Regions from separate parts of the Homo sapiens genome. Here region 2 is linked to region 1. A link is a contact called in ENCODE Hi-C or POLR2A ChIA-PET data. All regions are on one chromosome and are shown on one strand. The core of a region is the stretch at or near the end of the contact, and the rest is flanking DNA. Distances in the headings are between cores, read along the strand shown.

The links. A loop is a pair of places that touch in the nucleus more often than their neighbours do. ChIA-PET counts read pairs that join two places held with the same protein, here RNA polymerase II (POLR2A).
Region 2: POLR2A ChIA-PET joins it to region 1 with 20 read pairs in PC-3. The contact joins two enhancer-like sites. A Hi-C loop is called at or near these places in 1 of 168 maps with a recorded cell type or tissue (GM12878). POLR2A ChIA-PET finds 5 or more read pairs at or near these places in 6 of 52 experiments (A549, A673, OCI-LY7 and 3 more).

What each region holds. Positions count from the first base shown.
Region 1 is chr2:165,776,340-165,779,116 of GRCh38, reverse strand. The region is part of intron 1 of GALNT3 (polypeptide N-acetylgalactosaminyltransferase 3); the gene reads left to right. Among named protein-coding and RNA genes, the nearest start is that of GALNT3, 17 kb to the left of the region's middle. Within about 2 kb of position 1,421, at least 3 of the 41 ENCODE cell types and tissues checked have a DNase peak (open chromatin) inside an H3K27ac peak, as active enhancers do.
Region 2 is chr2:165,817,658-165,820,434 of GRCh38, reverse strand. No RefSeq gene overlaps it. Among named protein-coding and RNA genes, the nearest start is that of GALNT3, 25 kb to the right of the region's middle. Within about 2 kb of position 1,359, at least 2 of the 41 ENCODE cell types and tissues checked have a DNase peak (open chromatin) inside an H3K27ac peak, as active enhancers do.

The DNA of each region.
Region 1 (2,777 bases), core at 172-2,671:
CAGTACTAGGTATCTGCAGAACACAGCTTTTTCTAGAGTTGGTGTTCCCCACACACTGCACTTTCTTTAGAGCTTGATTTAGGCAGCAGTGGTGTACCCTTGAGACACAGACACCATGGACCTGCTCTGTCACCTAAGTCACTGCTCCCCAAACTCTCTCCTCAGATCCACACATGCCAAACTCGGGGCCCCACAAGACTGGGTGTCTAGGGAGCCAGCTGCCCAACCTTTGTCCCAGGCAGCCAGCCCAGAGCCGTTGTTACCTGTGTGGCACATGAAAGTTCACTAAACTCCTGCAGGGGACAACCTCTGTGATTCCAGATTCCCTCAGCAGCCAGCAGTTTTCCTCAGCACCTAGCTAGTTCTAGGGTTCTGTCCCCCGGCTGTGAATGGCCTCTTCTGGAACTTCAGGGGCAGATTTCTGGTAAGTCCCATGAATGAAGTACTTCTATGACTTTTTACCAGGTAGTCAAAGCTAGGGCATCTCCATAGACATCTCTGGATCTCAGCCCTGGTGAGAGGAGAGCCCTTCCTTGAACACTTATTTCAGCCATAGGGGGAGTGGTTGCCCCTTATACTGTATTTACAACTCCTGTATTCTTTAGAATTCTCCTTAACTCCCACTAGGCAATTTCCTGTTACTCCAATCCTCTTTTAATACCAGATTGTATTAAACTTTCTCTGTTCAAATTAGCATGTGGTTTCTATCTCCTTACTAATCCAAAAGCCAACAACTATGTTTACAAGGTAAATAGATGGACAAATGTTTTAAAATGCAGTGCCTCTACCTGGGGGGCAGGGAATACCAGTTACATGAATAATCTCTGGATCCACCTAAATCACTCCTCAGAATTCCTCTACTCTGTAGTATGCCATAAGTAATCAATGCATATCTTTCATATGTAATGTAAAAGTCATTCACAGGTGTAGATGTGGCAGGAAAGAGCATGTGAGCCCCTGAGTTTGTGACTCCCTTGACAGATAATGTAGTATCATAATTACTTGTTTGTGTCAAACTGTCAAGATAGAGTTGGCTAGCTCACAAATCAAGATTCTATCAGCAACCTTTCACATTCAGAGATGACGATGAGGGAGATGTCTACCTGACCAGGGGTAGCTGAGAAGTTGGATGTCTGACCCTGTCCTTCTCAGTATTGAAACCTGTGCCTCACGGTTGCTGATGGTTAACTCTGTCACTGAGCTTTTTGTCTCACAGCCTGCAGATATCTTGGTTCAGAAAGCTGTTCTTAGTTTATAACAATTGCAAGTAGTTTAGTCATCCACTGGTGGCATTGCCCAGCCACCCAGAGTAACTCTACTTTGCCTTTAGCTGAGATCTTTGAGGTATGTCTACTGCTGCCCCCTCTGAGACAGAATGTGGCTGTCTTCATGCAGTTTGCTTTGCATCAGTGTTTGTCTCTTGTCATACATCCACATGCCACTTCCTGCTCAGAAGAAATGCTGCCAAGAATGTAAACATGAACTTAAACATAATCAAAACTAACAAACTACAGCAGCAAAACACCATGAGATTTGACCCACCAATAAATGCAAGCAGAAATGACTTTCTGCCACTCCTCTGTTCCCTAACACTTTAACCAGTAGATGAGGGGCACATAATAAAACTTCTACCCAAGCACTTAAAGGTTTATTATCAGGGCAAGGTCTTTAAATTTTGTTTTTCTTTGTTTTGTTTTGAATTCAATTAGGAAATACAGATGATAGATAATGTGTGGCAAAGATCCAATGAGTTTTATAATAATTCACAATAGTGTACTTTTCTTAATCTATAATCTATATTAGGATATTGGGATGTAATTTTGTTTTTTTTCTGCTTAGTGTGGTTACCCCTAACTCTTTACAGCATGCCTTAACTCAGTAGTAAGGAAGTTTTGTATACCAAATTAGACATCACAGCAATTAAATTCATCAGGAACCAGACTTTAAACTTCTGGAGTTGTAATGGTTTATTGTCACAAACATGGAAACAAGAAGTGAGAGGAACCACTATCTTCTTATTTCATTAAATGTTACTTTCATGTAAAATTATAATGTTCTGCTTTCCACTACTTCAGAAAATTGCTACAGTTGGAATTTTTAGGTTAAATGAACAACTAATATTTCTGCAACCTATGCTTCTTCACCTAGAGGGACAATCATGATGGATCTTACCTTGATATTTTCCCTTCTCAATTTGTGTTTAAACAAGATCCCCAGGTGATTCATAGTCACTTTAAAGTTTGAGAAGCTGTAGTCTAGATAACTGGAAGCTACCACTTGTTAGTTAGATTATTTTAAATTTGTAAGATTTCAGATGGAAGCATATTTTTACCCCTGAGAATAATCCATTGATTTTAACATAGCGAGTGTCACAACCAGTTAAAATTGTGTATATTGCTTTAGCTTTTCACTTTATGAATATTTTTATTAATGACTTTTTGCAATGGCTACATATATACCAGGTTACAGATTAATAACTTTTTAAAACCAGGTCTCTGAATTTCACTCTTAGGAATTCATAAGAATTTAGAATTTAGAAGATCTCTGAATTTTTCTTTTCTTTTTTTTCTTTTTTTTTAGTTTTTAAAAACTATTTCATGATTTTTGACTTCTCTTCCTCTGTGAATCTGATCTTTGGTAATTAGCAAATAGCCATCTTGGATAGGTGTGTTTAAAGGTTTTAGAAAGAGTACAAGAAGAACAAACCCTTTATCTGCTAATCATTTCTAATGTGCAAATATGACATGTTATATCCTGAGTTTGCTGTTGTGCTGATT
Region 2 (2,777 bases), core at 110-2,609, 41 kb before region 1:
TCTTTTCCCAAGAGCTAATTGTGTTCCAGAGCAAAGAGAAATATTACGCAGAAGAGCTGATGTTAAGAGCAACAGGCTGTCCGGTGTTTTGACCTTTGATAGGGAAAGGTCAAAGTAATTACTGATTAAAGTAATTTTACAGTGTATTCTGCAAGAACAGTTTTTCTTAGTTTGTACTCAGCTTAAAGATACACAGGAATGCAAATGAAATTACTCACTAAGGCACTGCTCCCTATTTGAAAACAATACTTCTCTCTTTCCCAAACTGTGTGAAACATATTTCCTTTCAAAATTAGATTACCACTTTCTTTTATTTTGAGATCTTTAAAATAATTCTACAAGTTCTTGAACTACTCAGAAATGAACTTGTAATAAAATCAAGATTGGGAAATACTGTTTTATTAATTTGAGCATTAATTTCATGATTGCATATTACTTAGCCTCTAACTAGCCACTATGGAATTGACCAAAAATGGCTTATCTCCAGTAGTTATTCTTTCTTTAATTAATTTTTAATAAAAATATATTAGCATGGTAAAAATCACATAATACAAAGGACAGGCAATGAAAAGTGTGCCTGCTGCGTAGTCCAGATTCCCATCCAGAAATAATCACTATTTGTACTTTCTTGCTGATCTTTTCAGAAATGTTCCATGCCTACATAGCATTCATGTGTACTAAATAAATATACAAAGCACAGATAAATATTTATGTCTCACAAATGGAAATCTTCCTTATACCTATTCTGTACTTTTCTTTCTCTCTTTCTTTTGTTTGTATTTGTGATTTAATTTAAAAACATGTCCTGGAGATCATTCCAAATAAGCTCACATAGATCTATATTATTCTTTTTAATGACTGAATAATATTAATTATATGGATATATCATAAATTAACTAGTTCTCTTTTGAAGGACAGTTGGGCTGTTACCTGCTTTTTCTCCCTATAAACAATGCTTCGAAAAAATAATAAACTTTCAGATATATATGTCTTTGCACATATGTATAAGTATGCATAAGTAGAATAAAATTCCAGAAGTGAAATTGCTCGGTCAAAGTCTCTCTGCTTCATTTTGAAAGCTCCCTGGGTAATAAATTTGACAAAATTTTGTCTTCATTGGAATAACTTCACAATGAAAATATTAAAAAGCCAAGAAGCTCACTGTATAAGATAGAAACAGTGATGGGCATTGATTTGAGGTCAATAATATACTCATTTTTGCATGTTCAGTGCATTTTAAAAAATCAGCATATCGATGCAGCTAAACCAAAGAGAAAGGTTCTCCACAAGCTTATGCCCCTTTAAAACACATGCAACTTTCAGTTCCTGAAAGAATTTGCCACCAAGTTGTGAAGAAGATAACCTTCTAGAGCATTTAAAATTAAATTCTCCAGTAATTCAGTTGAGATCTGCAAGTCTCTATTGCCTGCCCACTCTTTGCTAAGCCCACATAAACTGAAAAAAAAAAAAAGGATTCTCTACTATCCATGTACTTTAGGGACATGGGAGTGAGAGAAAGCAACTGAACAAAGAGTTTAATGAAAGAGCCCTATTTGGGGCCTAGTTTCGGTGTAACTTGGAAAATTATTTATCACATTTCTGATATAACATAACTTTGTTTCATATGAGGCGATTTCTATTATATCACTTATCATGGGACAAAACTCTGTTATATAACAGGTGATATAAGGAAAGTCATATTTCTCTAGCACATTGTAGGTATCAGTAAATGTATTTTGAAGGAAAAAAGGAAGGAGGAAGTTAAGGACAAAAGGACACAAAAAACAAAAACAGTCTCCAGCATGCATCATCCAAAAATATTTCCTTCATGTCTTATTCATCTTTGTGTCTCCATCGCTCATGTGATGTCCCCAAGTACACATCTTCCATCTCTCTTGACTGCTTTGCTTTTTCTGTAACATGCACACACACACACACTTTTTGCCCTTTCATGCTTCTATGCCTTTGCAACCATTGTTGGTTTCATCAGGGAAGGCATTCCCTGCACTAATCCACCCAGCAATAGTCTACCTAATCTTGCATTGCTGACTCAACAATCATTACCTCTCCTTCCAATCTGGAAGGTACACCCATGCCTTCCTCTAGGATTGCATGCTCCTAGGGGATATCTCTTCATTTTTTGAAGAGATGGGGTCTTGCTATCATGCCCAGGCCATGATGAGAAGGCCATGTCTCTATTATAGTTTTTTTTTCTTCCTGATCCCTTATTCTTCTGAACTATCAGTTGGACATATCTGATCTTTCTTGCAATATTTATTACATACCATCTTTATTATGATTACTTGTGAGTGTCACTTATGACTAGGCTATAATTTCTTTCATGTCTTCCCTAAAAATACAAGGAACATTTATATTTCTTACAATGTTTATCACAGTGCACTATAATAAAAAATAGCATCTACTAACCAGGTAATATGGTAATTTAATGGCTTATATTGTATCACTAAACACTTGGTAATAATAGCAAATGGTTATAGGGCTTACCATGTGTAGTCACTTATTAAAGTACTTTATATCATTAACCTGTCTGTTTAATTTACAACTACTGAGAGGTCAGTTTGCTATTATCATTTCTATTTTCAGATGTGGAAACTGAGGTACTGATAAATTCAATAATTTGCCCAAGTTTAATAGCTAAGTGTTAGCACCAGACTTCAAACTGAGGCAGTTTGGCTTCAGAGTCCATGCTCTAAGTCATTATACAAGACTGCATTGAGGCCTGAGGAGATGTATACCTCAACACTTTGGGCTAAACA